Regions from separate parts of the Homo sapiens genome. Here region 1 is linked to region 2. The links are chromatin loops, found by intact Hi-C in ENCODE. Cell type or tissue: GM12878. All regions are shown on one strand. Links, peaks and the distances in the headings refer to the core of each region. The heading gives the core; the rest is flanking DNA. Region 1 has its middle 18 kb from the start of LINC02813. Region 2 has its middle 79 kb from the start of DNAH14.

The links. Hi-C counts contacts between places; a loop is a spot of excess contacts. Peaks named below come from ENCODE experiments on the same cell type or tissue, not always from the same donor. Only the 100,000 strongest peaks of a DNase experiment are listed, where the experiment ranks them.
Region 1: it touches region 2 in a loop (2.9-fold over the local background); 2 of 110 quality-filtered maps call a loop at or near these places.

What each region holds. Positions count from the first base shown.
Region 1 is chr1:224,778,879-224,787,216 of GRCh38, forward strand. No RefSeq gene overlaps it. Among named protein-coding and RNA genes, the nearest start is that of LINC02813, 18 kb to the left of the region's middle. RefSeq lists an enhancer at 4,303-4,512. In GM12878, for the core only: no CTCF peak of the experiment used is centred there; a DNase peak (open chromatin) is centred at 4,583; H3K27ac peaks cover 2,008 bases.
Region 2 is chr1:224,846,929-224,855,266 of GRCh38, forward strand. No RefSeq gene overlaps it. Among named protein-coding and RNA genes, the nearest start is that of DNAH14, 79 kb to the right of the region's middle. In GM12878, for the core only: CTCF peaks have their summits at 4,743 (motif pointing left) and 6,215 (motif pointing left); DNase peaks (open chromatin) are centred at 4,733 and 6,193.

The sequences.
Region 1 (8,338 bases), core at 331-8,330, 68 kb before region 2:
CACCATAGATGTGTGCCTATGTGAATCTGAGTTGACCAGAAGGAATACCCCAGAAAGTTAACAATAGTTCTGTCTAGGTGGCATCAGGATGAGAGATTATTAATTTCTTTATATTTTTCACATGCTTTCAAAAATTCTTCTTACAGTAAGATACATTATTTTCACATGCACCAAAAAGCTATTATCTAACAAAGAAACAAAGATAGTTATTATCTTGGAAATGGAAGAATATTTGTTTCTAAGATGATTTATACTCTAAGGAGAAAACCATTGTCCATCTCCTTGTCTTTTCAGTCCTTTCTGCACCTGGATATCCTCAGCATTAACAATAACACCATCAACTCACTCATTGGACTTCATGAATGTGTGGTGGAGCCTCCTGAGGATTTAACTTTCAATACCATGACTTATTGATGAGACTTGTAATCAACAATAAAATTGGAAGGCCTCCTAACCATCTGCATTAGTCCATTCTTGAGCTACTATAAAGAACTACCTGAGACTGGGTAATTTCTAAAGAAAAGAAGTTTAATTGGCTCACGGTTCTGAGAGATAGATGTACAGGCCTCTGCTTCTGGGGTGGCCTCAAGAAACTTACAATCATAGTGGAAGATGAAGGGGAAGCAAGCATGTCTTACATGGCAGGAGCAGGAGAGAGAGGGTGGGGGAGGTGCCACAAACTTTTAAACAACCAGATTTCATGAGAACTCTATCACAAAACAGCACTAGGGGGATGGTGCTAAGCCATTAGAAACCACCCACATGATCCAATCACCTCCCACCAGGCCCCACTCCCAACACTGGGGATTACAATTCCATTTGAGATTTGGATGGGGCTCAGAGTCAAACCATATTACCATCTGAATAGACCCTTCCTCTGGGCCAAGGGCATTCCAGAATTAATCTGAAAAAGTAGTTCAGGCTGGATGAAGAGGGGATTGGACATGGCTCATCATTCCTATGAAGCATTAACATCAATACAGACCTTAAGTCTGTTAAGAAACATTTACAATCTATTGTCTCTGAAGCCTGCTACTTGCAGGCTTTATCTGCATGATAAAACCTTGGTCTCCACAACTCCAGACGTTCCTTTCTACTGATGATAACTTTCTACTGCTAATAACTGTTTCAACCAATTGCCAATCAGAAAATGTTTAAATCTACCAACGATCTGGAAGTTCCCCTCCTCGAGTTGCGTCGCCCTTCCAGATCAAACCAATGTAAATCTTTCATGTATTGGTTGACGTATTATGTCTCCCTAAAATGTATAAAAGCAATCTGTGCCCCAACCACCTTGGGTACACATCGTCAGGACCTCCTGAGGCTGTGTCATGGGTGTGTCCTTAACCTTGGCAAAATAAACTTTCTAAATTGATTGAGACCTGTCTCAGATACTTTTGGGTTCACAGCCTAAGTATAGGCTCCTTTAATAGTTAAGCGACTCCCTGAGGAGATGTTGTGAATTGTTAAATTCTCCATTCCGGCTTTTAGAGGATGCACAGAAACAACTGGATTGTCTGGAGTCAGCCCCATTGCAGGCCGCTGAGAAAGACAGCTGCAGACTATCTTGAGCTAAAATCACAATGTTAGCTCCACCAAGGTAAGGACTGCATTTGCCTAACTTACGGCTTTATGCACAGCAACCAGCACGTCTACCTACACACATAGGGGTCACTTAATCATATGTGAATTGACTTTGAGTGAATAAAAGAGTAGATATTTGTTTAACAAAGGAAGGAAAAACAGAAAAAAAGGGTGGTCTATTAATATCCTATTACTTTTTTGGAATGGGAGGCAAGTCTCTATGAATCTCTCACATTTCTTCACATCTAGGCATCAACACCCACTTTCCTCAGATTTATTTACTTTCCAGAATGGTAAAGATAGTGAGAATGTCCCCCTCCCTGGAGATGGTCTAGGATAATAAGGATAAAGACCTCTCTCCTCTTCTTGAGAAAGATTTGTTTACATTGCAGGGTAGTAAGATAACATCTCTCCCTGGAGGGGAGGATGGGCAGTTTTCCAGAAGCCCCATTGTAACGTAGGGGGGTTCCTAAGCTTAGGATTCCCCAGCTGTGAGGCGCCCCTGCACTCCGTGCATGGTATTCACCTGTGCCAACCTTTGCATCACCCTTGTGAGATCTGGGGCGTAAAGAGAACTGATACAAACAGGAAGCTTCTACCATTGCTGTGAAGTATCTAACTCCATCTACGTGGGCTCATTGTGTCCTTACTGGCAGAGACTATGGAGCTGTGATCAGGCAACCTGTCAGTTCCCACTGTTCTGCTGCTCAGTGCCTACCTGACCATGGGACATACCTACCATGTTTTTGCTTGGTATCATGATCCAAGTGAGCTATGGAATTAGCTTTTGTATGGGCCTCATATGTAGATGAACTTCTACTATGTGATGTTGGGGAAATGACTTAACATTTCTTAGCCTCAGTTTCTACATCTGTAAAATTACTTTCTTATGAGTTTGTTGTAAAGATTAACTATAAAGTGCCCAGCACAATGGCATGCACACATTAGTACAGCACCCTACAAAAGCTAATTTACCTTCTTTCCTATAAGCCCAGAAATCATAGACTACAATTTACTTAATTTGCTACTGTAGAATACTCTTTGATAACTTTTAATCCATAATTTCCATTTAAAATAAAATAATTGTATTACATTTTTTCCATCAAATTCTTATTAAAAGCAATTACAGATTTTTTTCACAGCAATATCAAAAATACTTTCATAAAGCAGTTATAAATATGTAAAAGTATACAGAAATATACAGAAATATTCCTTATTGTACAAATAGGAATCTTATTTATCTTATTTTCCCAGAGGGAAGAGAAAGGGGAATATTTGTTAAGCAGCAATTTTCCAGCCACTTTACATGCATTATGTTACTTAAAACTTTCAGGAATATTCTTTGTTATTATTTTGCAAATGAAGAAACAGAGGCTCAGACATATCAAGTAAAACTTGTATAAGATCACATAGTAGTGAAACCAAAACTTGAACCTTGAGTCTATTGACTTTAAAACATGAACTCTCTCTTTCACAAGTACCCAACTGCAGAAAGTGTTTACTCTGAGTTTCTCATCCTCTGCCCCTAATTCCCTGCCCGCTTCCATACCTCTTGCTGCAATCATTAATGAATTAGCACTGAGTTCCCTGTGTCCTCAAAATGGCAGCATTTCCTGGTATAACTAAAACTGGAACTTTGAGCCGTTTAGTATGGTGAATTCTACCTCCCTTCAAGTACTGAATTGCACAACTTCATATGCAAAAAGAAGCTTAGTATTTATTTGTTTGCTTTTTTTTGCTAAAAGAGAAGAGAGGATCCAGCGAAAGAGCTGGGGGGAGAGTGATAAGGGATGGGCCACATGGCATCCTGGTGGACATTTGCCATTGCTTTTTTTTTGACCACCCAACTCCTGAATCTTCTTTGTATATTTGGGACTTCCACTGTGTGAGCTGAGATCACTTTTGTGACCTCAAGAGAAGTCCAGACAACAGCTCTCCCAGCCCTCCTGAAGCCTGAGTGTGGCAAGTGACCAAGGCCTGGGCAATCAGGCAACCCCTGCAAGGACTCTGAATTGGGAAGTAGTGAGCAGGAGGAGGTTAGGGCCAGCAGCTGAAAGATAAGTGTTGCTGACAGACTTTGTCAGTGTCTAGGAACCATCTGCATCAATTTGAGGCTAAGAAACATAGTATCACCCATAGCTGGAGAGGGGACTGTCCCTCTACTCTGCTCCCCGAGCCCACTTGGCTATGGCCATGGTACCTCTGGTACCCTGAGGACTCTGGGTTCAGCAGGGAAAGAGACCTGAGTTTTGGAGGGAGAGTGTCTTCATATCTTCCTGGAGGCCACCAGCAGTGGAGGGGTCAGGAGGTTTGATGAAGAAACTGGAGGAGGGGACATGGGCAGACTTGTTTCTGATTACATGCGAGACACTCTCCCAGGGAGGTCCAGAGAGAACCAAGAGAGCTCTCAAAGGGCTTGTTTCTGTGTAGGTGGGTGGGCTAAGGGCCATGTGCATTAGGACAGATGAGGTCTGGGATATTCAGGTGACCTATACAATGAATAGATCTCTTCTAGCAATCCCATCAAAGAGTGTGTGCTTGAAGATGTAAACACTGATTTCACAGCCCACCTCCAACACAAATAAGGTGTGTTGGTGACACATCGCAGAGTGAAGTCACAGTGTCTGCATCTGTGAAATGTACATGATAATGAATGTTTATCCAGTTGTTATCGAATGCCCAGGGTTTAGTCTAGGTCCTGTTGCTTGCTGCATAGAAAGTTAATCACTGAGACCATGATTATTGCCAGGGAGGCTTTATTCGGGTGATGTCAACTGAAGAGATGGAGACAAGCCTCAAGTCTATCTCTTCTCCCATCTAAAATTATGGGTTGATTTAGCTGGGAAGGAAAACAGAAGGGGCAAGGAAGAGGAGTTGGTCAGCAGGCAGCAGGTGGTCAAATGAGGGTTCTGGTGTCTCATTGTAATCACATGTGGGAAAACAGGAATTAGGGAGGGGTAAGGAAGAGGAAGTGGTCAGCAGGCAGCAGGTGCGTTTCATTGTACAAAAGTAAGTTTCTCAAGCTTCAGTTCTATGGCCTTCTGGCTGGCTGGAAAATTGGGCTAGTTTCAGTTTGCAGAGCAATTATAAATAAATGAGAGTCTCTAAGTTAAAGAGCAAGACTTTGGGGGAGGAAGGGGCCAGATACCAATTATATCTATACCTTCGAAAACATTTACTGCCTTAGCCAGTACTAGGAAAGTGAGAGGCATCACATGGTAAAACTTTAATCTCCTTATATTTGCCTCTAAACATGATCTACACATGTTTACAGCATTTTAACCAGGAATCCTGTCCGTTTTCACTGAGAAGCCTTTGGTTGGAAACACAGTAGAGTGGACGTCTGTTTTTGTTTTTGTTTGTTTTTAACGTTGTTTTTTTCTTTTTGAGGAGGCACAGCATCCCTTATTTAGGGAAACTGCCTGCACAAATCCATGTAGTTCTGATGAGGCTGACAATGTCAGTATTCCAGGGTCCTGACCACAGCAATTGACATTTAGCCTAAGCAGAGAATGTCACTTTCTCTGGAATCTAATCTGGAACAGAGACACACAGGGCTAAAGCCCATTGGTGCCACATACAACGGCAATACCTCAGAGAAACAGAGACCACAAACTCCCACTGCTGTCCATGCTGTCGCCATCGTTTCTGTATTTCTGAAACCATTTGTTAGCTTTTCCTTTTTATATAATACTTTGGATAACTCCCTCTTCCTGTTTATGTTAGAGTTTACTTGTGCCGCTCAAACCCAAAAATATCTCAACAGATAGATTTTTAATTTACGTCATGGAGAAAGAAATGCTATTTAAAACTAAAACTATAAAGCAGCTTTTGAGTTTAAAGGGGAGGGTGGTTTCAAGATGATGGTAACATATTTCTAGGCTGTCCCATTCCTCTTGCAGAGGCTGGTGGGAGGGTGAGAAAAGGAAGATGGTGCATCTCAGAGCAGAGCCGTGCAAAGGGAGGTGTGGGGATGGGTTGAGATAAGGGCTCGATTGCTCTGCCTAACAGAGTGGGAAAAGTTGCTGGAAGACAGTAGGCCAAGCCATATGGCAGGAGACTAGAACTTAAGGAGAAAGTGGCCAAAGGAATTTTGAGAAGGAGGATAACATATTTAAAGTTAAGTAGTTTGAATTGTTTCAGTGTCAATCCAACATCCATTTCCTTCCGGGGAAAGTCTGTTGCACACAACTTTGTGTATGATCAACTGTGTGTGTGTGCCTGTGTCGTGTGTGTTTTGTATGCATGCATTGAGGAAGAGGGGGCTAGAATCTATGTCTGGCATGATGTGGTGTGGGGTAGGGATGGAAAATAGAGGAAGGCAAGATGATTCATAAACTAAACCACTTTAGCAGAATGGGTGACTTCATTCCCCCTGGAGAGATTGAGAAGCATGCAGCTTGCCTCTACATGTGGTTTCATTTTAATCTCAGAGGGCACAGTACTTTAGCTAATATCTGGCTCACATGATTATATATTCACAATCAATACATGTACATTTTGATGCTCTGGAGAAGAACTTGGAAAACAAGTAGGAAATAATCTTATTCCTCTAGAGAAGGGGCTGGCAAACTACTGGCATTGATGTAAATAAAGTTTTTCTGCAACATAGCCAGCTCATTCCTTTGAGTCGATTTACCACGAGAACTTATGGACCACAAAGCCTAAAATATTTACTCTCCAGCCCTTTAAGGAAAAGTTTGCCTACTTCTGCTTTAGAGGCCAAATGAGGCCTTACAGGAAGGAATAGGTTAGCCTTGTTCTACAAGTTGGACAACTCAATATGTACTGCTGGCTCAAGGTTTAAAGGTCCTTCATATTTGGCCTATAAACCTGAGGTGAGGTCTCACTGTTTATTTCAAGAGAAATCAGATAAAATCTAAACCAAGTACAGAAATGCTTTTTACAAATTTTATTTTAACTTTTGTCTATGGATTTCTTAACTCTCTTCTTCCCTTTTCTACCGTTAAAAGCAGCATGGTAGAGAGTCAAGGGCATGGGTTTGGGATTAAATAGTTACACATATGCAAGCTAGCTTCTCCATGTACTGCTTGTGTGACCTTGAGCAACGTTCCTAATTGAGAGCTATACCCCTGTTTTCTCATCTGTGAAATGGGCAGCATAATGCTCATTTCATAGGGCAGTTGTAAAGATTGTAAAGACAATGTTCATCGGGGTCTAGAATTTTGAAAATTCTCAACTTATATTACTCACACCCCTCCCCATCCTACTCCTGGTTCTTTGTTGTACTTTGCGCATGCAATGGAGGGCTTTATACTCAGCTGGTGTCCTCATGGTCATCTCTTTGCTATTAAACACTCATACTGTCAATTGTTTGGATCTGTGCCAGCAAGAAAACTGGGAGAGGCTGAGGGAATAATGTTTACCTCCATTTGGAATCTTCATGTTATTCTAAGGAGGAATGAGAAATCAGACCTGCCCAGCTCCCTGGGAGTTCTTTAACCTACTAAGCCTGGATTTCCAACTCAGGGCCTCATTGTGAACCTGGAGAGGAGGAGGTCATGGTCAAGAAGGGTTCGGGGCCAGGTCTGTAGAAGCACTAGTGTCCTGGTATCAGAAAAGCCCAGACAGAGCATTTAAGATGATTTAGGACAAACAACTTCCTTCTCAATTTGTGGACCAGGTTTAAGATCCCAGAGACCCAAAATAAATATAGGATTTCTGCCTGAGCAAGGCCGTACCCCAAGTTATCCCCCACAGAGAAATTACCAGCCTAATGCTTGAAAAGCACTTCACAGATGAAAGTGAACAAATACCTTAGATACTAATGTGGCTAAAAAGTCTGGCGTCTTGGACTTGGCTGTCGTGAAACTTCCGTGCCCTCCACCCTGACTCTGTGAGATAGGAAAGGCCTCTGCCACCTCAGGGCTCTTTTTTTGCCAAGCCAGCTCCCAACAGTGTTGAAGTTAAAGGAAATGCAATATCTTGTGTGAAATCCAAGTCTCTTCATTCCTGAATACAAATTAAGACCCCTTTGGCCTAATAAACATCATTGTCATGATTACAGTACTGATAGCTACCATTGGCTGAGCTCATGGAAGGTATGCACCAGGTATTTTACACAGCTATTATTTCCAGACTTCATCCAGCCTGAAAGTTTGGATTTGTTATCCCCATTTTAGAGAGGAAGAAATTGAGGCTCTAAGACATTAAATTCATTAAATTACTCACCTGAGTCAACAGGTAGTCAGATCTGTTTAACCCCAAAGCCACTCTCCCAAGCTTCCTTGCCTAAGCTGTTTTAGCTTTGCTCACAGAGGTCTAGCAATGCCCTAACTGCTCTGACCATTGTGGCAGGCACAGCTTCCCAGGTTCCTCTGCAGGAGAGTCTGATTCAGGGAATTTGGGGTGTAATAGGTGGTTCTTGTCATTGGGGAGCTTGAAAAACACTGGTAGTCACCACTCCCCTCCTCCTGCAGCTCCAAATGTGACTCATCCTGAGACCAAAGTGTAGACCTGTTTTTGAGACATGAAGCAAACAGGCTTCCCAAGACACCGTCTGATATGGTTTGGCTCTGGCCCCATCCAAATCTCATCTTGAATTATAATCCCCACTTGTCAAGGGAGGGACCTGGTGCGAGGTAATTGTGGTTTCCCCCATGCTGTTCTCATGATAGTGAATGAGTTCTCTCAAGATCTGATGGTTTTATAAGTTTTTGACAGTTCCTCCCTCACAGGCTCACACTTTCTCTCTCGCCTGCCACCATGTAAGATGTGTCTGCTTCCCCTTCTG
Region 2 (8,338 bases), core at 81-8,080:
CCCCCAAACCCCTGCTTACCCACCACCTTTGAGATGTCCTGCCTTTCTTGTAAACCAATGTATCTCTTACATATATTGATTTATGTCTTTGCCTGTAACTTTTGTCTCCCTAAAATGTATAAAACCAAACTGTAACCTGACTGCCTCAGGCACATTTTCTCAGGACCTCTTGAGGCTGTAACACAGGCTGTGGTCACTCATATTGGCTCACAATAAGCCTCTTCAAATATTCTGCAGAGTTTGATTTTTTTGTTAATAATATATGGGATAAAGGATGTGATGCTATTCAGTTCCCAAGCCTGTGCACCCTTGAGGGCTGTGAGGCCAAGCCAGCTAGTCCGATTTATAGTGACTCTGTTTGCTAACATCTAAGGACTTTTTATCTATAGCATTCAGTTGCTAATTAATCATTAATTGATAATTAGTATTTGGATAACCACATACATAATTATTTTACCAACAGAATTTGTTATTACAAAACTTAATTTTTTTTTTTGAGACAGAGTTTTTGCTCTTGTTGCCCAGGTTGGAGTGCAATGGCACAATCTCAGCTCACTGCAACCTCTGCCTCCTGGGTTCAAGTGATTCTCCTACCTCAGCCTCCCAAGTAGCTGGGATTACAGGCATGTGCCACCACACCTGGCTAATTTTGTATTTTTAGTAGAGACAGGGTTTCTCCATGTTGGTTAGGCTGGTCTCAAACTTCTGACCTCGGGTGATCTGCCCACCTCATCCTCCCAAAGTGCTGGGATTGCAGGCATGAGCCACCATGCCTGGCCACAAAACTTAATTTTTTATGTAGTTCTCATGATGGTGCCAAATTTTTAAGGATCATGTGACCATGGTTGCATCTTTCTCTGTATAGCATTCCTCAGTGTCTTTCAGCACACATTGTAATCAGTTTTCTCCTTGAGTGCTCACCTGCGATGATGTTGATGGGCCTCCTCTTTGTGCGGGTTGGACAGCTGGGGGCCTAGGGGCCAGGAAACTGGAGAAAGCATTCATCCAGGCTCATTCATGCTTCAGTGTGGCTGAGTTTTCAAAATATTAGTTGGTCCTTTCTTCATATCTGAATTGAGTGTCATGCAAGACCCCTAAATGGTGCCCAGTGACTGATTAGATGGAATAATTAATTTTACATGAGAGTGGAATTTCCTTTAACCTTCACACAGATGTCACGTTATGATAATGTTGCTTAATGCCATGGTTCTAGTTCTGAAGATGGTTTCAGAGGGAGAACTATCACAGAGACTTTTACCTTAGGTGAGACCTTTGCACATGTAGGGTTTTGTCACAATCTGCTTAATTGTCTTGCAAATGGAGTTTCAAAAACAAAAGTGTGTAAATTAGTACAGCTGTTATGGAAAACAGTATGGAGTTTCCCCCAAAAGCTAAAAATAGAAGTACCCTGTGATCCAGCAGGTCCCACTGCTGGGTATATATATCCAAAGAAAATGAAGTCAGTATGTCAAAGAGACATTTGCACTCTCATGTTTATTGCAGCACTATTCACAACAGCCAAGATATGGGATCTACCTAAGTGTCCATCAACAGATGAATGGATAAAGAAAATTCAGTCTTAAAAAAGAAGGACATCTTGTCAGTTATGACAACATAGTTGAAACCGAAGGACATCGTGTTAAGTGAAATAAACCAGGCACAGAAAGACAAATACTACATGATCTCATTTTTATGTGGAATCTAAAAAAGTTGAACTCATAGAAGCAGAGAGTAGAATGTTGATTACTAGGGGATGAGGCAGGGATTGGCAGGGATAGAGAAAGGGGAGATAATGGATCAAAAGGTACAAAGTTTCAGTTAGGGGGAGTAAGTTCAAAAGAGCAATCATATGTCATGGTGACCACAGTTAAGAATAATATATTGGGTCAGATGTGGTGGCTCATGCCTGTAATCCCAGCACTTGGGATTTAGGAGGCTGAGCCAGGAGGATCGCTTGAGCCTAGGAGTTCAAGACCAGCCTGAGCAACATGGTGAAACCCTGTCTCTACAAAAAAAATACAAAAATTAGCCGGGCATGGTAGTATGCACTTGTAGACCTAGCTACCCAAGAGGCTGAGGTAACAGGATCAGCTGAGCTTGGTGAGATTGAGGCTGCAGTGAGTTGTGGTCATGCCACTGCACTCCAGCCTGGGCTACAGAGGGAGATCCTGTCTCAATAATAATATATACTTGAAAATTGCTAAGAGAGTAGATTTTAAGTGTTCTCACCACAAAAAATAAGTATGTGAGGTGATACATATGTTAAATTCTTGATTTAGCCACTCCACATTGTATACATATGTCAGAACATCATGTTGTGTCAGAAGCTTTGAATCAGAGCTATTCCATCTTGAGTAGGGGCTGGGTAAAATAAGGCTGAGACCTACTGGGCTTCATTTCCAGGTGGTTAGGCATTCTATGTCATGGAATGAGATAGGAGGTCAGCACAAGATACAGGTCATAAAGACCTTGCTGATAAAACAGTTTGTGGTGAAGAAACCGGCCAAAACCCACCAAAATCAAGACGGTGACAAAAGTGACCGTCTGGTCGCCCTCACTGCTCATTATACACTAATTATAATGCATTAGCATGCTAAAAGACACACCCACTAGCACCATGACAGTTTACAAGTGCAATGGCAACGTCAGGAAGTTACCCTATATGGTCTAAAAAGAGGAGGAACCCTGAATTCTGGGAATTGCCCACTGTTTTCCTGGAAAACTTATGAATAATCCACCTCTTGTTCAGCATATAATCAAGAAACAACCATAAAAATGGCCAACCAGCAGCCCTTGGTGCTGCTCTGCCTATGGAGTAACCATTCTTTATTCCTTTACTTTGTTAATAAACTTGCTTTCACTTTACGGATTCACCTCAAATTCCTTCTTTCACGAGATCCAAGAACCCTCTCTTGGGATCTGGATTAGGACTCCTTTCTGGTAACAGTTGTACACCATAAATACATACAATTTTTACTTGTCAATTTAAAAAATTTTTAAAAGAGAAGAGAATGAGAGAATGAGTCAGTGATCATAATTCAAAAGTGGGCAGATCATGAGGTCAGGAGTTCGAGACCAGCCTGACCAACATGGTGAAACCCCGTCTCTGCTAAAAATACAAAAATTAGCGGGTATGGTGGTGCACCCCTGTAATCCCAGCTACTCAGGAGGCTGAGTCAGGAGAATCACTTGAACCAGGCAGGCGGAGGTTACATTGAGCTGAGATCGCGCCACTACACTCCAGCCTGGGTGACAGAGCAAGACTCCGTCTCAAAAAAAAAAAAAGCATCTTCCTTGTTGACATGGTCATTTTCCAAAATGAATGATACCATCTTTACACTTATCATCTGGTGCTAGATTGAAGGTGCTCTCCTCTGAAGCATTTACCTACAGATCTTACCTGATGGCTGCCTTTTTGAAATCTGTGTCTGACGACTGAGGGGTCACCATGTTATTGCACCCACACACACGGTTGAGATGGGGCCCAGGTAGCAAGGGTCTTTGCCTACTGTATCATTGAAGCTCAAAAGCACACACAGAGTTTCCATATTGTATTTGGATCACTTTGGTGAACTGGAAACAGTAATCTGGCTGTGAGGGTAGTAGGTTTTCCCAGTGGGGAAGATGCCCCCCTAACCACAGGCATCCCATTGGTGTGAAGAGAAATGAGCCAGGAGCTTTCATCATCATCGGACCATCAGACCACACACATGCGCCCTCACACTCTGCTTCTAAATGCCCTGAATGCCTTAAAGGTAGAGAAAACACATTTTCTTTGGTTGTGAATCTGTGGTATGAACATAAGCAGAGGGTGCTACCTCCTTTGCCTTGTTTTGATATTTATTTGTTCAGGGACCATGTATTGAGAGGTATCTACATGCAGACACTGTGTTAAGCTGAGAGCAAATCTGGGGCAGAGCACAATAAATAGTCAGTGTTTGTGGCTTTTAGATTGATGAGCAAATATTCACACAAATAAATGTTCAATTCATTGAGTTGTCACCCTTTTCAACCTCAGACTGAGCTCCAGAATGGGGACTAGGCCATTTCACCTCTGCACCCCAGCATGCAGCCCAGTGTTTGGAGGAGTGGGTGCTGAGAAGTTGGCTGAAAGCACCATCCTCGTGCTGTCTAATGTCAGCTCCTGCAAGGGAAGCTCTTGGGTCCTAGCACCAAGGGTAGAGGTCACTGTGGTTGTCCTGCCAAGATATGCTCTCCTGAGGTGGCTGTTGGAGGAGCGGCGCGTAGAGACATGGAGTGCATCTCAGAGCTCAGACCTTGGCCGCTCCTCTGGGATGGTCGCAGCATCTCTCTTCCTGACCACACTACAAGGGTTGGTGACCAAAAGGAATGTTTGAGCCTTCAGTAGTTACAGAAGTGAGGCCCTAAGCACTGCCCATCCAGTGCAGGCTTGGAATGGGGGTCGTTCCAAGGTGTCCACAGTCAGACCCACCTGCTCCAGGGTGGCTGAGAGCATGAGAAAAGGTAACTTGCTCAGAGTGCTCAGTACTGACCTATGCTGGTCAGTGACAGCTGCCAATAAACAAGGGGGTGGGGACTGTGCCTCCCAAGGTAGGCCAGCCTAACTCTGTAAAGCACTGTTAGTTTAACTGTCCCAAAGCGAGCTATGGACAAGAGCCTTGAAGTCCAGTGTTTTATAATGGGCATAAACACAAGGTGCCAGCTTGGAGGACTTTCTGCTGATGCCCTCAACAGAGCCAGCTCTGGCATAGTGCCCTCTGCTGGTGATGTGGATCCATGCTCGGCAAGCCCGGGAAAAAAGGCAGGTCAAGACACTTTGAGACTCCTTCTCAGGCCACCACATGGTGTTTAATGATTATTGTTATATTCTAAGTTGATAGAAGTGCACTCTGGCCCTTAGCTGGGGACCAAAGCAAAGGAGTGGAGAGGAGCTAGGAGGGCAGTAGCAACACGGGGACACCCTCTAAGCAGCAGCTCAGCCCGTCCCTGCCCTGGCCTTTCAGCCCCTCACTCCTCCTGAGTCCTCTCAGCTCACTGCCATGAGGTGTTCTATGTTTCCTCCACGGGGCTGGGGGATCCGAAGGCAGGCACTACTTTGACTTTCTGCATCTGGAGGCCACAGTAGGTACTGAATACACCTTTGATGGAAGGGCTCATCACCTGTTCCGTTCCCACACTGTTTCCATGACAAATGACTGAATGCAGACTGTGCTCGAGAGGCTCGCACAGCAGGGCCGCTCCCACTGCTCTGTTGCTTAAACAGGAAAGGGTCCAGCCTAGGGCACCGAAGGCAAAGGAGCAGAGGGGGGTTCTCTCAATTCAGTGAGGGGCACAAAAGGCAACCCACCCCCAGCTCATCCCTGGGAGCCCAGAAGCCCATGAAGAAGGCTTTCTGGAGTGCCCTGGTTGTCCAGCATGGTACGGACAGACGGTGGGGCTAGTCAGCAGTAGCACACCTTGGTCTCCACTGCATCTGGGTTTGAATCCTTGTGCTTTCACTTGCCAGCTCTGTGCCTGTTAACATCTCTGAGCCTCTGTTTTCTCATCTAAAAATAGAAATGATGATAATACAGTCCTTTTCTGAGGACTACGTGAATTTAGTTATGTAATGTGTCACCTAAAATGATGCTTAACACATAGTCAGGGCTCAAAACCGGTTGTCATGGCTGCTGATATGGCTATTCCTAGGAACGTTGCAGAGATGTGGGAGATTCAAATGAATCCAAAAATTTAAATTCCGGCCTACCGTTACCTACAGTTACCTGCAATACACCATAGATATCGTGAAATGGAATAGAACAGTTTCAAGATGACATTAATATTTTAGTTTTTACCCTTTGATAAATCGCTTCGCATCTTTGGGTCTTGGTTTCTTCATGAGGAAAATGATGTAGTATAATTCAGTAATCATATGCTACATATAGTAATCATGCTAGGATCCTGAACATGAGATCATATAATACAAACCTAATCTAGGCAGTCCCAGCTTCTTGCAAAGTTGCATTTCCCCTACTCAATTATTCAGTTCTGAATATACATATGTACGTATATACGTGTGTACGTATGTACGTGTGTACGTGTGTACGTATGTACGTGTGTACGTGTGTACGTATGTATGTATGTTACTGCCTGCTGCCTTACTTGACTGGTTTAGAAACCAAGCGTCAGCCTGATTTATGCTTCCTGATTTTTCTTGGACAACTGAGTCAGCATTTCATCTTATAAGGTCCCCATCTAGTGGTAGTAAAAGAAAATTGCAAGGCCGTAAGTCCCCTTTTCCCATCTGCATTCCTGGTCCATAAAAGTGGGACAGATATGAATGAATGAATGCTGAGAATGGGACGAATCAGGTAAAACCAACTCAAGATGTGAGTTCTGAGTTGGGTCTTGAAATAAAATGGCAAACATAGATTGCCAAAGAAGCATTGTGAACTTTCCTGGTTGGAGGTAAGTCATGCACTAAAGCTCTGCATTGAAAAGAAGGGGAGTTTGGCATTCTTGGCCAAAAAAGCAACTGTTTGGGTGACAGTGGAGGGGCCATGTTGGTTAGTTGGGAATGACAAGAATGGTATAACTGGGCAGAAGAGTTTAGACTTGATGTGACAGTTTTCTAAGATGCCAAGTTGGTCTGTTACAGAATCCGCAACATATCAGTAGGGTTCCAAATCACACTCTCAAAAGCAGTGTGGCCCATGCCCTTCTCTATGGGTCTAAGGCTCTCTTCTTAATGGCTTTTATAGAGCTGTTACCCTCCCTCTCAACTTCTGTTAAGTGCATGGGTTTTGGATTCAGAAAGTCACCCTGTGTTCTTGAGAAAAGTATTAACTTCATTTTTCTCATCTGTAAAACTGCAGGAGGATGCAGGTTGATGTGAGGATTAAGTGATGTGATCTGAGCATGGAACCTAGTGTACAGCCTGACACAAAGTATAGCCCAATAAACAGCATTATGAATGCCTTTCTTTCCTCTCATGGATCACTTCATTGTCCCCTTCCTTTGAGTTGCTTATTTTTATAAAGGTCTCTTTTGTGTCACGTTTGTGAAACAGGATGTTAAACACAACTTTTTGTATCCTCTTAAGGCTTTAGCAAAAGCACTGGGGGCCAAGAACAACAGGTGCTGCACTATAAATGCAAAAATTATGAAACCAGCTTTGACCCCTATCCCATCAGCCACCTGGCACATATGTAAGAAAAGGCAAAGGTTTCATCAAGGGGTTCAAGAGGCCAGGAAAGGGCTGCCAGGATGCAGTGCACCACCCGCTGCCCCACCCATGGGGGCTGAGGAGGGAGGGCCTTTTCCTTCTCTGTCAGCTCAAGAGAAAGAAACCACCAAGAGAAAACTCACCTGGAGACATTGTCATGGGCTCTCTGGCGTTTGAGGGATCAGCCTGAAAATAACTGAAAGAACTCTGCCCCCAAAAGCCTTTCTGCCAGGCTCAGGCGTCTACAGCAGAAAGAAACTGGGGACACTGTTGGAAGCAGTGGCTGGGGTGGGGTTGGGGATGAGAAGCTTGTACATGGTCAGCTGGAGGACCAGCTACACCAGGGAAGGGGGTCCCCAGGAAGAGCATTCTCCGAAACCCATCAAAGCTCTCAGTCACAGCCAGAAGGCCTTTTCTGTCCCATGCCTCCCCTCCAAACCCCTGAACCACGCTGGAAAGGCCCCCAGGGAGGTAGAGAGTGAGACAAAGAGGAGTCTAACCCCTGAGGGAGGTCCACGCTGGAGCAGGAGGGAAAATTTAGATTGAATGGGAGTCTAGGGTTTTGATAATAATCGCTGGAAATCTAATTTTATTAGATTACATTTTATTAACTGTAAGTAGTCAGAGGAACTGTTATTACTAAAGAGTAATTAGAAAAGCTATGATACAAATCCAAGGTTCTATCCAAGGGTGGAGTGGTAGGGATAATGAATTCTTCAGGAGGGGTGGGCTTAAGGGTTAATGTAGCCTCAGAGTCCAACTTATTTAATAAACTGGTAACAGGTGTATTTATCCCATCATTGTTAGCTTTGCTGTAAGTTTAGGAGTTGGCTTTTATCCTGGGAGGACTATGTTGACATGACTCTATTATAATAACATAAATCTTCATGTCTCAGGGATTGTTGCATAATCCTGCCTGGAAACACAAAGATGAAGTAGACTTGATTATTCATTGATATTTATTGTTAATCTGCACTGTAATCAGACAATTAATACAACAGAAGAAGGGCTTTGGGGCATATAGAGCTCAGTTCAAATCCAGTCCCATTACTTCCTGTGTACTTATGTGCCCTCGGTTTCATCACCTATGCAATGGGTATTATTCACGGGTTACCCTTGAAGAGTTGCAAGGATTTGATGAAATAATGCATG